Linked DNA regions of Homo sapiens: region 1 is linked to region 2. Evidence: chromatin loops called from intact Hi-C (ENCODE). Cell type or tissue: HepG2. All regions are shown on one strand. Each heading gives the region's core, and the rest is flanking DNA. Links, peaks and the distances in the headings are about the cores only.

Evidence for each region. A loop is a pair of places that touch in the nucleus more often than their neighbours do. Peaks named below come from ENCODE experiments on the same cell type or tissue, not always from the same donor. Only the 100,000 strongest peaks of a DNase experiment are listed, where the experiment ranks them.
Region 1: it touches region 2 in a loop (2.4-fold over the local background); 15 of 110 quality-filtered maps call a loop at or near these places.

What each region holds. Positions count from the first base shown.
Region 1 is chr14:53,877,829-53,886,218 of GRCh38, forward strand. It overlaps LOC107984676 (a long non-coding RNA gene), which reads right to left. Exons shown (of 4, transcript XR_001750978.2): 3 at 1,743-1,896. Among named protein-coding and RNA genes, the nearest start is that of LINC02331, 31 kb to the left of the region's middle. In HepG2, for the core only: no CTCF peak of the experiment used is centred there; DNase peaks (open chromatin) are centred at 3,663 and 5,083; H3K4me3 peaks cover 843 bases.
Region 2 is chr14:53,939,029-53,947,418 of GRCh38, forward strand. No RefSeq gene overlaps it. Among named protein-coding and RNA genes, the nearest start is that of MIR5580, 5.3 kb to the right of the region's middle. RefSeq lists enhancers at 4,070-4,697, 4,698-5,324, 5,003-6,447, 6,788-7,320, 7,321-7,851 and a silencer at 7,822-7,871. In HepG2, for the core only: no CTCF peak of the experiment used is centred there; DNase peaks (open chromatin) are centred at 4,303 and 4,643; H3K4me3 peaks cover 881 bases.

The DNA.
Region 1 (8,390 bases), core at 339-8,338, 61 kb before region 2:
GATATGAACAGATGCTTCTCAAAAGAAGACCTTAATGAAGCCAACAAACATATGAAAAAAAGCTCGTCATCACTGGTCATTAGAGAAATGCAAATCAAAACCACAATGAGTTACCATCTCACGCCAGTTAGAATGATGATCATTAAAAAGTCAGGAAACAACAGATGCTGGAGAGGATGTGGAGAAATAGGAATGCTTTTACACTGTTGGTGGGAGTGTAAATTAGTTCCACCGTTGTGGAAGACAGTGTGGCCATTCCTCAAAGATCTAGAACTAGAAATACCATTTGACCCAGCAATCCCATTACTGGGTATATACCCAAAGGATTATAAATCATTCTGCTATAAAGACACATGCACACGTATGTTTATTGTGTCACTGTTCACAATAGCAAAGACTTGGAACCAACCCAAATGCCCATCAGTGATAGACTGGATAAAGAAAATGTGGCACATATACACCATGGAATACTATGCAGCCATAAAAAAGGATGAGTTCATGTCCTTTGCAGGGACATAGATGAAGCTGGAAACCATCATTCTCAGCAAATTAGCACAGGAACAGAAAACCAAACACCACATGTTCTCACTCATAAGTGGGAGTTGAACAATGAGAACACATGGACACAGGGTGGGGAACATCACACACTGGGGCCTGTTGTGGGGTGGGGGGCTAGGGGAGGGATAGCATTAGGATAAATACCTAATGTAGATGACGGGTTGATGGGTGCAGCAAACCACCATGGCACGTGTGTACCTATGTAACAAACCTGCCCATTCTGCACATGTATCCCAGAACTTAAAGTATAATTAAAAATAAATAAATAAATAAAAATTTTTATTTTTAAAACACTATTCTGAATGCTGTGGAGAATATATGGAGTTGGGTGTAAATGGAAGGCATGAGAAAGGATGTGGAAATGCTGGTTAGAAGGCTGTAATGGCAGTCCAGATGCTACTAACCCAGGTGTGGTTAAGAGTTAGCAAGAATTTTAAGTTTCCAAATCTACCCTTATCTTCTATTAAATGTATTTCCATTAAATGTGCTTACTTTATTAAAAAAAGAAAAAAGAAGAAGAAGAAAGAAAGAAAGAAAGAAAGAAAGAAAAAGAAAAGAAATCATCTTGTGCACGTGAGGCCAGACTCTCGCTCTCCACAGCAAACTGCAAGCCCAAAATCCTTTTTCTCCTAACTTCATTCAAAAAAATAAAAAAGAAATTTGGAGGAGACTGGGTCTGTGTCTGAGTGTAACTTACTCCTATTTAGGAATTGAGCAATGTTCTCTCTGAGCCTCCTCACCTCAGTTGTGTTTTTATTAAGTGTGTGCCTCCAGAGAAATACTAGATGTCTTTGCCTTTATTTTAGTGGTTTACATGATGCTGGGCTACGGGCAGGGAGGTGAACTCACTTGACCTCAGGCATCACGTGACTGATATTGCTTTGGTTCAATTGTTGTCTGGGAGGGATTAGGGATTGGGTGTGACATAACAATATTAATGAAAACAATGGCCATTTAGTTTATATAGATTCTTTCTTCCTGTGATTTCAAAGCAAATTTCAGGCTTAATACAAATGACATTGGAAAGGAACAAGTTGAAGACTTGGCAACGGTATCTTGCAAGAGAATTCATTCAGTAAGCACGCCCAAGCACCCACCACCCTCGGGATGTTGTGGTGCACGGAACAGTCACAGACCTGCCTTCTCAGGGCTCACCATTCTGTGTTCTTTCTGGTGACACTCACTTTTCCTACATTGGTTTTTTTTTTTCCCCAGTCAGGTATTATGAGTTTCGTACAACATCAGACTCAGCGATCTATATTCTTTAGTAGATCATTTCCAGTTTCCTCAACAGAGTTTGTCAGAGAAGCCTGGGTCTCAGCTCAACGAAGGCATGCTCTTGGAAAAAAAAAAAAAAAAATCAAATTAGTTCCAAAAAAAAAAAAAGTCTTTCGGGACCAGAGTCAGTCAATAATACTTAGTGGGGATGAGAGGGGCACATAGGGAAAGGGGTTACGTATTTACAAAGCCCTTTCTCTTATCAGGCACTCAGTTAAGGACTGGGAGAGTCAGTCTGTGTAACGCTGAAGCCCACCCCGAGTGGGACCTTCCGGAACCACCCTCTGCCTAGTGCGATTACCTCACTTCCCTAGGATGTCTGCTCATTTGCTGTTCCCAGCATCATTTCTATATGAGCACCTTCCAGCCAAGTCAATTAAAAAAAAAACAAAAAAACTCATTTCCCATCTTTGAATGAATCCTGAGAACCATCAAATGCTAATGTTAAACACAGTGGAGCTGCAAATGTTTTAAGGGGGCAGATTGGGAAGTGAGGAAGTAAGGGTTAGCCATTAAGAGTAGACTCAGAAGTTGGGGGGTCATGACGACTTTGAGATGTGGCTCATTTACACAAACCAAAACACGAATCTGCTAAACACATCTGGGAGGAAAATAAGACGTGAAAGGCAGAGGAGGGCACAGAGAACAATAAAGGAGGGCTCTGTGGGTATTTTGCCCTTTCTGTTAGTTGAAAAGGGCACAAGTATGTAAAAATATATAACTCAAAGACCCCAAGAATTTGTTACCTTTAAGTTCAAGTGACCCTTCAACAGATTTTGCTGAGATTCTCTAAGGATTTATGCCTGTGCTCCACGAGGAACAAAAATGTTAATCCTGCTATATGAACCAGCGAAATATTTGTTCGGCATTTTCCTCCGTAACTGACTTGTAGACACCCCACCTCCCCATCCCAAGCCCCATTGTTTTTGCTTCTTTAGGCTTCTGCAGCCAAATATCTAGAGTCCCATCTCAAAACTCAGAGAGGAGTCCCCTCTCTAGTCTATATGTGGTCAGATCAACTATTTGGGAAAAAGTAATCACTTTTCAGAAATTCTCCACGTTTTAACCTATTATATTTAGAAAAGAGGCAATAAGAAAATTTCCAACAGCTCATGAGATCCAAACATTTTTCTTTCTTCACTGTTAAAGATTTATTTCAACCTGTTTTACGCAAAGATGAGTATTAAGAATCACAAAAACCTATCACTTCCTTAAATACCAAAAATTATTTTTCAATCCCCAACCTCCACTATGACATAATCTATATAAAAGGAAGGCAAGCCAAAGACATTCCAGAGGAAAAGTTAGCTCTGCACTTTTAATTATCTTCTGGTATTTCCTTTTTTTTTTCCCTTAAAAGGCTTAAATAAACTCACCAGTGTTTAATTTTTCTAGTGTTTCTCAAAATTATTGCTACAGCTTATTAAAATTGGGTAACATAATTTCTGTTCCCAGTTCTTCTCTGTGTCATCCAAATCCAACAAGAAATAAATAGTGTTGCTCTGAACAGAATTTTTTACAATGGATTGAATTTCATCTAAAAGCATGTAATTCTGCATAGCCAGAAGCAGTTTCTAATCTTTATATATAGGAACTTACAAGGGAAAGAATTCAAAGCCATGGGATTAAGTGAAAAATGTGAATGAAGAACCACAAGCCCCTGCTCAGCTGACACCAGAAAAGCTCTGTAATGTTTTCTGAGTTAATCATTGCTACGGGTGGGAAAAATTGTGGAATATGCCTAATAGGTCTTGTAGGTCATTATTTACTGAAATGCTACATTGGGTGGTTATTTCTTTTTAAATACTAATAACCTAGAAAGCCTGGCCTCATTCAGCAAGAGGGTCAGCACAGAGGCATCTGATTAGTGTCAAAAATGACTGCCTCTCTTTAGTAAAGGAATTTCCTAAAGGAAACATAATTCACAATGACAAATGTTGGCATTTTTAGAATTACAAACATTACCTACAACTTGAATTCAGGTTATGAACCCACTGGACAAAGTTCAGTGATTGTTTAGTAGCTAGCAGATGAGTTCCAGTTTAAAAAAAATGAGCACGTACGTAAAACTATAAATAAAGATAACAAAAGTCTCTAATACTCAAAATGAAAAGCAGTTTTGAGTTGTTTCCCAGTGTATATCTGAACTGACTCTTTCGGCTGTACTTTCTCAAACTTAATGAAAACTGGTAGTAGAAGGAGGGAAATGTCTGACACTGGCGAATAAAATTTTCCCATTCTAATTACTCATTTATTAAGCATATGAATTCAATTTCTTAGCTGCTTTTAGTTTGAGGGACATAAAAGTGTTGGTGTCCATTTCAAGATGATAAACTCGCCACTAATATGGTCACATGGCTGGGACCGGCTTGCTGCTCAACATTTTCTTCTTAAACAAAGACATACACAATAAGAAAATTACTTTAAAAACCATTACTTATATGTTTATAATTAACTTATTAGTAGACGTTACTGAAGAAAGAAACCCTTTGAAGTTCTCCTCAAGCATCTTTAGAGTCATCTGAGTGTCAACACACTCTATTTATGACACTCGTAATTTTAGAGGTACATTGTACACATGTAACATGCACAGGGTGTCTGCTGGCTTAAATACGTTCCTCTGGTAGATGATTATTTTACACATTGTCTGATATTGTAGATACAATGAACTATGTGGTTCAGAAAATTGTATGCATCTTTTTTTCTTAATGTAAGAAAAATTTAAAATAGAACATATGAAATATTAATTGCAAACACAACACTTATAACTCCTATTTTATTATATATTGTGCATTTCTAATTGATATTTCAGCTAAAAAGCACCTTTGTGTGATATACTTTGTGCTCAGTATATTAATCAATTTTTATTTACTGTACAACTTCAAAACTATCTTAATATAATTTTTTTAACCAGAAAGGAATTTGAAATCTGAAAGATGGTTCTAAATATTTTATGTCTGCAACAATACAAAAGGGGAAGTTTTAATTCTTAAAACTCAAGAAACTATTGTAACTGAAATGAGAAACAGATAGATACTGTACATCAAACTTGTTCTCACAGGTGTGCTTTCTTAATGTTAAAATACCCGTGTGAATTTTTAGTTTCCCATAATGTAATGGGAGACAATAAATTCTGAAGTTACCCCATTTGCCTTTAGCCCTAACCACAGAAGAAGTAACCTCTTGTCTATTTAGATTTTCTGAGTATACCCACGTCCTTCTGTGTGTCATAGCAAAGCAAAGGTTTGTGTTGCGAGCCAGAGCTTATTGCAAGATCAAAGCTCTGGGCCACTCACAATAAAATAAGAGGGTAAAGCCCAAAGAATCAAAGAAACAAAGGAAACGTTTAGGAGATAAGGATCAGTCTCAGATATATGACATTTCATCCAGATCAGATCCTGTGCAGAAGTTCAATTCAAAGTTCATAAGACAAAAATACAAAGCAATAAGTTTGAAGACTTGGTTGATTCCCTTTATCTGCATGTCACTGATTCTGATTTTATTTCCATTTTTTAGAATCGGAGAATGCCATTTGCTGAATAATGGAACTCATCTCATGTTTTAAAATCCTATGTGCATATAAGGTTGTGTGCGGATACAAGGTTATTTTTTTCATTGAAGTACCTCCAACCTAAAGCTCAGAAACAGGTGTGATATAGCACTCCTATAAAAGGTAAAAAAAAAAGAGTTTAACTAAAATTCCATTCTCTGATTATTTTGCTCTATTGGGTTAATACTAATGGAAGTCTTTACAAAATGTTAAATACAATTTTTTAAGATAAATACAAAAATGACATATGCTTATGTCAAAATGACAAGTACTTAAATTTCAAATTTTCACAGGAAATAAAATATAGATAAATATGCTTTGGGAAGGTATTTCAAATACTGTATTATGTCAACTGATTTAATGGCTTACTGAATGAGTCACTTGAACACAGTTCTAAAGCATGTTAATTCTGTTCTAGAAGTTCAAAATATGTTTTTAGAATGTATAATTTTGATTATTTTACTGTATACCCAAATATTAAAATATTCTGAGCTGCATGTGAACAATAAAAAGTCATTTCACAAAATTTGGAAAAATCTTTCCAAGTCATTGTTTTTCAAGATTCTATATAGCTTTATGAAACAGAGTACTTCAATTATTTTTCATCTTACACAATTAAATCAACTTGAGGCCAGGTGTAGTGGCTCACATCTGTAATCCCAGCACTTTGGGCAATGTAGGAGGATCATTTGAAACTAGGAGTTGGAGAACAGCCTGGGCAACATAGCAAGACCCCATCTCTACAGATTTTTTTTTCATTAGTCAGGCGTGGCAGCACATGCCTGTAGTCCTAGCTACTCCAGAGGCTGAGGAAGGAGTATCGTTTAAACCGAGGAGTTCAAGACTGCAATGAGCTATGATTGTAGCATTGTACTCTAGCGTGAGCAACAGAATGAGACCCAGTCACTAAAATATTAATAATAATAATAAATACATAAATTTGAAAAGCTTAAAAGGTACATTTTATATTATTTTAAATGTATTTAAATAGCGTTAAATTTCATAGTTAAGTTTATGATTTAACAATCTTAGGTCGATTATAGAATAACATTTATAATCATTCAAATACAATTTTCTAATGGAATTTACATTGTCTCACAATTACAGCTGTGTAAATTGTTTTAATGTCTGGTATTAGTACAGGATTTCCATACCCAACAATGCAAAAAAAAAATCAAAGAATTCTGGTCTAAAATCAGTGCATACTGGACCCAAAGCATAGGCATAAAATTATTGTCCAGCTTAGAATATTTTGATCTGGGGCCTTAGATATTCCAATAAGTATTTTACAAATATCTCTTTGGTAACTCTGATATTTTATTAGTTTCAAAGAGGAAACTTTTACATAAAAAGCTAGTGTTGTCTGAATTGCCTATACAATCAAGGTATTGATCACAGCTATTGTTTATTGAATCACCGATTGTTGACAACCTGGCATGTACTGTGGTAAGGCTTTTGCACTGGTAAGCTCTAGTTGTAGGACAAACCTGAAGAGTGATCATGTTGCACCTAGTCTATAGATGAGATAAACTAAGTCCCAGAGAGATTTGATGATTCCTGGAATTACATGCTGGGCTTTGGCAGAGCTCCAGTTTTTTTCTATTCAAAAGTAGGGTTTCCTTCTCCATAATGTCACTACTCATGAAGAGTCTAAGAGTTTATGTCACTCTATGAACATAAACAATATAGGAGTTTCTGCTTTAGATACTCTGTTTCTTCTTAGATTAATGGTATTTTTTTTTCAAAAAAAAGAGTTATAGTAGAGACTAGCAGTAAAGATACAGACTCATGTCAAATTTATGTCTAAAACATTTATTGTAACTATTTGGAAGGCTATTTTATATGTAATTAGAAGGTTAACCAAACTCTCAGGAAGTCCATTACTGTATTAAGATAACCTCTTACAAACTCTCACCAAGTAAAACATGCACATACAGAAAGTTGCCAATAAAAAAAAACACACAAAAACCAAGTAGAGCTCAAACACTTCATTTGATTAAAAGTTTTCTTAACTAACTGGAATGTTTCCTTAGATTTTCTCTTTGGAATCTAAAGCTATATTATGAAATTGCTTTTCAATTCCCCATACGGTGATTATTTAATCATGCCTTTACCAGCTGTGAACATAGCTTCTCTCTGATAACAGTTTATTTTTAAAGGAAATTGTCTTTGAAGAAAATATTTTGATACTATGCAGCAAAATAAGAGTTCATTGGAAGAAAAAAAAAACAAAGATCACAAAAAGAATGACTTCTAGTTGGTCTGTGGGGGAAAAGGAGGAATAGCAGCTACATAAAGATAAAACAAAACCAGCCACTCACATGGGAGGAAACAATTGGCTTGTTCCACATAAACAAAACTGACTGGCAGCTCCTTTTTGCCATGTTCCACTGGGTGCCTTGATGTCTTTTAAACACAGTCAAATATCCAGACTCTGTGTCCTCTTTTTCTTTCACGACTCCCTCTCGGACCTCAATCCTGTCTTAAGTATGCCATATTGTGCCAGTGAACCTCAGATCTTACATATTTGAAAAGCTTCACTTTTAGGGATATAAATAGAGAAACCTCAACTTTGTCAGGAAACTGGCAGAAATCAGGTATAGGGGGACTCCCCAAGGCAGCAAAGGAACGGAAAAGTGGAGAGACAAAAATAAAGGAATTACTCTTCTTCTGTTCCCGTGTGCACACTCACTAGAACCATGGAATGGGGAAAAGTGGAAAGAAAAAGGCATTGACCAAGAAGAGGATGGGACCCCCATGTCGGGGAGTACAGAGGAAAGGAGACTTCTGCCAAGGTTGTAAGGCATTTTGGACTAGATCATTCTCTGCTCTAGGGGCTGTCCTACGCATTGTAACGTGTTTAGCAGCATTGCTGTCCCCTACCCCTCAGGTGTCATTATCACCTCGATCCTCAACCCTCATCCCACTCCACCCCCTCACTGTGACAAACAAAATTGTCTCTAGACATTGCCAAATGTGCCCTGGTGGGACCAAATCACCCCAC
Region 2 (8,390 bases), core at 157-8,156:
GAAACCACAGGTCCAGACTCACATCGAAAGGCTGAATAGGAGAAGCTTTGCCACCTTTATTTCAGGATATTTAAGTCTTTTCTCTGTTTCCTCAGACAAATTAAAACATGTACAGAACCAGTTTTCCCTCCACAGTGCAAGCAAGTTCCAATCTCTTTTCTTTTGTCAACTTTTTGATGTTACAGAGAAAATATTGCAACAAAAATATGAAATGAAATGTAATTTGCTTTATTGCAAATTAAATTTGTCTAGCTATGATTAGTGTAAGTGTGCATGTTTTACGTTGGTGTCATTGAAGAGCACATATTTTGTGTTTTACTCTTTTCATTTAATATGGTATGATAAACACAAGTCCAGATATTGATGTAATTTACACTATTGTCATTTTTAATAGTCTAGAATGATTGTTTCCAATCTTTTGCTATTATAACCAATGTTTATATCAATCTATTTAAAAAAACTACCATTTTCCTCTTCAGATTATTTCTGTGAGGTGTATTTTCCAAAATGTCAAAGAGCATAAGCAATTTTATAGCTCTTATTTCAGCTTACTTGTATTCTCCAAAAAACAAATTGAATCATTTACAGAAACATCAGCAATTGATGGATGTAATTACATGAGCTGCTTAGAATAACCTTTGAGTTGCAATGTAAACTTTAAGTTGGATGAATTTGCATTGTAACTGCTAGTGACATTATGCATTTTTCAAGTAAGAATTTAAAATTTGTGTTTTCTTTTGCATAACATAGTATTTCTCAAAACGTGGTCTGTGTAATACTTTCTCTCCCTCCCCCTCTCCCTCACCCCTACTCCATCTCTATCCCTTTCTCTATCTCTTAAAATCTCTCTGAATAAAATTATATTGCATTCATTTTATGTGGCAAGCACTTCAGTTAGAGACAGGATGTTCTAATAAAGAGAAGAGGGGCAAGGTCCCACCCCTCATGGAGCTTTCATTGCAGTGAGGAGATGCTACACATACATACACATACACGTACCCATACACAGAGAGAAAATTTCATAGAACGTTCCATGAAGAAAACAGTACAGAGGCATGCGGGTGAGCATGCTGGATGGAGGAGTCGTTTTAGAATAGCACATCAGAGAAGGCCTCACTGGGGAGGAGACATTTGAGCTGAAAACTGAATAACAAGAAGGCCAGCCTGTGAAGATCTTGCAGAAGAACCTTGCAGGCAGAGGGGACAGCAGACAGAAGAACATCCAAGGCAAGAATGAATGAATGTACATGGTGGTTAAAGAACAGAAAGAAGGCCAGTATGGCTGGAATGTAGTTAACAAGGAAAGAAGAAGTATCAAGTGCCATCGGAGAGAATAGGCCAGGGCCAACTGTGCATTGGCCTTGCACGGTTGGGAATGTGAGGGACAAAAAGGAGTACTGAGGTTAGGTAAGTTGAAGCATCACTGGGTTGGTGAAAGCCAGGCAGGTTTCTTACTATGGGATTTCTCGAAAACTTTAAAATATAATGCTCATTGTAAATTTTCAAGTCAGTAATACAGATCACAGCATTTTCCAAATACATTTCATCATGACATCCTTTTTTTCAGAAACGAGCTCTTGAGACTGTTGTTTCAAGGAAAATGCGTTGGGTTACACAGGTCAAAAACAAAAACAAGCAAGGGCTGGTAACCTATAGCTTTCAGGCCAAATCCAGCCTACCACCTGTGTTTTACCATCTGTGAACTAAGAATAGTTTTACATTTTTAAACAGTCTTTAAAAATCAAAAGAATATTTCACAGCAAGCAAAAATTATATGAAGTTCAAGTTTCCGTGTCCATAAAGTTTTACTGGGACGCAGCCACATGCATTTGTTTACTACTCTCTATGACCAGTTTTGTGCTAGGACTGGTAGAGTTGAGTAGTTGCCACAGAGGCCTATGATCCATAAGGCCTAAAATATGGACTATCTGGCCCCTTATGGAAAAAGTTTGCCAACATCTGGTCTAGAGCATCTGTTGTTACTTTAACTGTAAATCTTCATATGACCTGGGATTATAGCCATAATTTATACATTTTATAGTAAATATTTATCAAGTACTCATCATGTTTCATACTCTGGTTTTTGCTTTTTACATTTGTTTTTATTACATTTTGCTATAATTTTTTTTAAAATTCTACTTATCAAACCTAGTTTCTTTAAACTTCTGATAACACCCTCAATTTCATAAGTAGTCTGAATGTGTGTGTTTATTTGATAGATTTGGATACTAGGCAATTCAATTTTCCCATACTTAAAAATAGAGCTTCCTATACTTAAAAATATGATTAGCTCTTTAATATGTTTAGACATTTCTGAAGTTTAGTGTAACATACACATCTATATTAAATCACTTTTGCATGCTATCTATTTACCAAGTATCATTTCTTAGTAATTCTTATAAGCCTGTCTTGCTCCTAGTGTGTCAGATGTTAAATTCTAATCGTATTTTAAATATATTTCTGAACTATCTGCTTATCCACTGATCTATTTTTTTAATGATAACCTAATAACAAAGACTTTTAAAAATTGTCATTTTGTACACATCTGCCAAGACAAGGAGACTATTGTTACCTTAAAATTTGGGGACATATTCTTCCCCATTTGTTGGTCCATGTGACTATCTTTCAAGTTCCATTAAATATGTTTAAAGAAATTTTAGTTAGTGTTGCATTAAATTAACCTAGGAAGCATTTTCTTCTCATTATAATATAATTTTCCCACCAATGGCCAGATTTTTGTCTATGTACATATCCATATCTTTAAAACAAAACAAAACAAAACAAAAAACTTTCCCAGCATTATAACACAGAGATAGAATGAGTTCTTTTTTAAAAAATTTTGTGGGTACATAGTAGACATATATATTTATGGGGTACATGAGATGTCTTGACACAGGCATGCAATGCATAATAATCATGTCACAGAAAATGAGGTATCCATCCCCCTAGGCACTTATCCCTTATGTTACAAAAATCCAATTACACCCTTTTAGTTATTTTTAAATGTACAATTATTATTGCCTATAGTCGTCCCGTTGTGCTTTCAAATACTAGGTCTTATTCATTCTTTCTAATTAATTTGTTTGTACTTATTAACATCTCTCATTCTCCTCCATGGAATGAATTCTTTATAAATGCATGTTTATGTTAGTAAAAACTTCGCTATTTAAAATTCTGTTAGGGGAGATAAATTCTGTCAAAATTCTATATTTAATTATAGATATACAACCTAAATACATTTTCACTGTAAACTATTCTAGGGAAAACAGAAGACCCCTCCTGATTCTCCCCTACCCCATCACATACCGAACACAGAGCCCTGCTTCTCCTAGAGAAGCCTAGAAACTTTGTCAATGGGCTGAATAATGCAGAATAGACCACAGACCATTTTGTTTTGCTTGCTGTTCCCATCCGCCAACATTTTCCTAAATTTACTTTTCTTCGGGTCACTATGACTTGTTATATAACATTAGTGATCTTAGGGAGATATAGCTAGAATTATATTCTCCCACAAATGCTCAAAATGTAAGGTTATCTTCCAGCAGCTAAACTTTTGTATTTTTACAATTGCCCCTTCTTATCAATAGGGCTTATTAAACGTCCAGTTTCTTCCCTCAGATCCCTGTGACTAATCTCCCAATTTGGAAAGAATAGACACTTAAAAGTAACTACCAGTTGATTCCATGCTAATTAGGACCCCGGATTGTTCAATCTTCTAGAATGCTGAAAAGTCCCCTTTATTTACAGTGTTGGGTCTCTAAGGTGGAGCATATTTGGTTAAAATAAATTATGAGCTAGTTCTTGAGAATTGCTAAGTGACAAGCAAATAAACAATAACCTACACACAGTGTAGGCCCTCAGAGACTGTGATTTAAGTGCATAGATGAGTTTGGGTGGAATAAGCAGGACAGCCAAGTGGGAAACATAATACCAAGGTAAATGTGTATAATTCCCATGCAAAGTGTCACGAATCTATTAAAAAGCACCTCCCTGATTTATTAAAAATAAAAAGTGATGCCTGTAAAGGGGAAGAGGGATGTTGGTGGAGTCTGCTGTTTGCTTTTCTGGAGTCTTCACCTGCAAGTCTACACTAACTTGCCAAAACAAACAATGTTAGCAAAACTGTCCTCTCAGCAGCTATATACTAAATCCTACAACTCTTCTATCCGGAAAACCTGGTCAATTTCAAGATAGATAATGAGCAAAATAGTCTGACGTTTTGGGGTTTAGGGGAGGGGAAAGGTTGATCAAACCCACTTACCACATTGCTGAGTTTTGAAAGACGTGGGAAAAGTGACTTTCCTTGTTAACAATCCCCCACCCCCTCCCTCGAGCTAAATGGAATGCTTTGCTATGCAAATAACAAGTCTGATCTCAGAGGAAGTAAAAGACTCAGGATAGTAAAAGGAACTCACCTTTTGGAGGTAAATTAACTCTTCTAAGGCACCATTGAACAAATTACTTCTCCATGCTCTAAAAATTCTCTTAGTGCCCTAAAACCTCAAAATCGCCTGAGATTAATTTGCTCCTTCGAGGGTCAGGCCTCATAAAGAGTGAGTCCCACTGGAAAAACATCTTTTGTCTGCCCTTGTTAAGGTACACAAAAGAAGCATGTGGAAATCACTCAGCAACTCGACATTTGTGGCTGACCCCAACCAACTGGAATCTGAAGGTTGAAAGTGTCAAGGTCAGTCTGAACCTAGTAACCTAGCTGTTTGAATAGGTTTCAATTTGGTAATTACTGTATTTAGATAATTCTGCCTCCCTTTCCCACTACCCTTCATTACCAAGAAAACCAGTGCAAAAAATCAAAGCATGAAAATGAGAGACGCACATTGAGTCAAATAGGAAATTGCTCAACTCAGTGGCTTCTGAGTGCATGAGACAGAGACCTTTTAAGCATGTCCTTCCTTCCCCAGGTTGCAACTGACTTTCTCCAGGGAAGGAATATATTCCCAAGTTGATCAAATCGTGTGGATGCAAGTCTTCCAATGTGCTCAGTCAACAAAAATGTCTGAGCCTGGGATGTCAGGTAACCCACTTTTCAGAATACTTAAATCACACAAAGGAGCATTCTGTTTAGTACTGGGACCACAATGCTTAAGCTGAGCCTTAAGAAGTCAGTAAGAATCTTAATAAGATTTGGACATGATGCCCACAGCCCTGATACTATGTCCAGGCAGCTTAAAATTGCTTGAGGTTAAACATTTAAGTTTTATACCCAGCCAACTTTCTCACAAAGGAGTGGAGGTGATCCACACTGACATATGTATAAACCATACATTTAGGATTTAACATATGTTAAGGTTATAATATTAATCCGAAATTAAGAAAAACAGAACACAAACGCTATAGGAAAACATAAACATATGAACAAAGACTAGAAGAAAACAAAAACCTAAGTAGTTGTTTTAGGAGGATGGGATTGTAAGTAAACTCGCTTTCTCAAAAAGGAATCTGAATGTCATTTTACTACATTTTAGAAACAATAGAAGGAAAAAGTTGTGTATATCCAGCTGGAAGGAAACATTGCAATTGGACATTAAATGCTTGGGTCTGAGCTTTCTGGAGCTAAGTTAACACTTTGGGTTATGTAGCTTTTACTGACCAATCAAAGAAGGTGTATAAGTCAGTTCTCAAAAGATAGACATTTTTCTACATTTGAATTATAAATGAATTCAGGGAACATTGGGTGTAGCCTTAACCATACCACCCCTCATCTCTTTCTCTCTTGTAAGGTCCATATCTTTGGCCTCTTTGCCTAGGTCCTACCTCAGAAACAAACTGCTTTGAAAACCAAATGACAAGGATTAAAAGATTAAATCAGCATGAAGCTTGAGTTGAACACAGTTGTACATTTTCTTAACCCAATCATGGACAACTATATGCAGGATGGAATCACTTGCTGGTACCTTAGGGAGAGAGAAATAATTACAGGACTAAACTATTGAGTCTAGCCAATTAAAATCTCAATCAGTGTGCTTTAGACTGTTTAGAGAATTATCTGCTGATGAGGGCTTCAGTTAATAAAACTGGAAAAAACATATTGCTAAAGTAACAGTAATGAAATTTTGCAAAACTAGAATCTACTTGCACCAGGCTACCAGGTTCCAGGATTTGGGGTAGGGAACTTTGTAGTCATTTAAAAATATTTTTGCTAGAAATCAAGCTATAAAAAGTTAAAAGATCAATGAGATCTTTTCTTTAGAAAATGTGGCAAAACTGACTGAAAGCTGGACTTCAGAAATTCTCATTAGTAACACAACGCAGCAAATTATTCTTCCATCTTGTCTTCTTTTCCTCAAATTTCACATTTTTGAGGTAAACATTTTGGAATCCGACAGTATTTTCTGAATTGTTTGTTCTGAACAGCATACTATAACTTTTATATTTTCACTTAGTTTATAAAGAATATTTTGAAGAGCGAGCGAAAGCAGAAACAACTGGAACTTGCTGCAGTTAATGCTTTAAATAAAGTGACTTATGAATGGTAATTTCAAATGGCTTCCAAGCTGAAAAAAAATTTTAGATTTTTTTCTAGAATTGACTCAAAGTTGCACACCTTGAACTTTTGACTCCTTTTTCAAAATAATTTCTGTGTGTTTTTTTTTTAACATTAGAGCAATTTGACATTTTTCCTAAAATCAGCCACTTTTCTCCACTGGTGAGCATTGCAGTTCTGTTTATTTATTCTGCCATTAGGTGCTAAATGCATAGGGAAATGAGATCCTTGCAATCCCACCTAGACCACATTTCTAACCACTCTGAATTTAATTTCCAGTTATAGTTTTCAGAATTGTGCTAGTTTGTATCACAAGGTAAGCCTGAATAACTTTGCATCAATTCTAATTTGGCAGTCCACCAGTTATCCTAAATTCCCCTAGGGAATACTAATAACCTTCTGATTCCCAGGTAATGTAAGGTCACCAACGTTGCATTTGCATTATTCTTTTCCTTTTCAAAAGAGAGTATGTGAATAGTTTGTAAAATTGGTTTTGTGTTGAAGCAAAAGTATCTTTGATGACAAATAGTTCGGAGACCTGGGCCTGGGATAAGCTTTATGCTCCTGGCTCACCTTTGGAGAGGGAGTGGGGGCGGGCACGGTGAGTCCCCGGTCCAGAGGCCCTGCGGAGGTCAGCTGAGGTGCTGTCATTATGTATCATGGCTTGGCATCTCATTTCTGAAAGCAATCGTCCAGCTCCACTCTTGCACACCCGTGGCCTCTCCCGTTCACCTCCGTCCCCCGACTGTTGGGGAGCGGGGCCCTGGCTGCAGTTCAGCTGGGACCCAGGGCTCTCCGTGTCCCCAAGGGGCCCAAGACAGCGGCTCAGCCTTCAGGGCCAGTCTGCAGGTCCGACCCTCACCCAGCGGGCCTGTTTCCCACTCGCCCACGTCCCCGCTCCCATTGAGTCACCCCCATATGCAGGCCCACTGTGAGCTCGGAGGCAGGAGAGCCTCGCTCCCTAATTCCCGCTCTCTGCCCCCTACAGAAAACCCCTAAAGGTCTCGACCCCTCTTAAGCCCCTCCACCCCGGGGAGCCTTCCCCTGCAGACTCCACGCTTCTGCGCGGCCTTTTGACCCCATTTCGCATGAAATCTGCAGAGCGACCGCCCCAAGGACCAGCGAGCGCTAATCAGATCCGTCTGTGTCTGCAGAGCTTCACCTGAGGCCTGGGTCCCCGAGGGCGGATGAGCGGGCCGGCTCTCGGGCCCGGGCTGGGGGACCCGCAGTCCGCGGTCGGCGGGGATGGGGAGGGGTGGCCGCCTGCCGCGCGGCTCCCGCGGGCCGTCGCCAGGTGCACGGTCCCCCTGGTCCCCCGCAGGGAGGACGCCCCCTGGTGCCCCCGCCGCCGCCGGGCCTGGGAGCTCCAGAGCGGGCGGGAGGCGGGGTCGGCGGGGCTGGATCTTGACGCCAGTCCAAGGCCGGGTGACTACTGGGGTCTGCCCGCGCCGCGGACGCGCCGAGCCCTCTCAGTGTGGCGCTGCCCGGCGGCGAGGGGGGTGTGGAACGAAGCACGGTCAAGACAGAAAACAAAGTCAGCAGGTCACCTGGCAGGTTCTGGGCGAATTATGCAACGAAAGCAGGGGAATGTTTGATGCGTCCCACTCCACACCCCCCCAACCTTTTTTTTTTTTTTTTAAGCTCCTAGGAAGCCGGTTCCAGTTTAAGGGTTGGGTAGGGATCGACCAAGCAGCTCCTCTGATGTGGTTACGACTTTGCCGAACTCCTCAAGGGCGAGCTTCCCTCCCCATCTTTCTTTCAGTAATAGGAACATTACTCTGGAGAAAAAAAAAAAAAAAAAACATGAATGGGGTGAAATGGTAGGCTTGATCCAAAAGCAACGCCGAGAATCACCCTACGACTTCCGTCAGGTACTGAACTGAATATT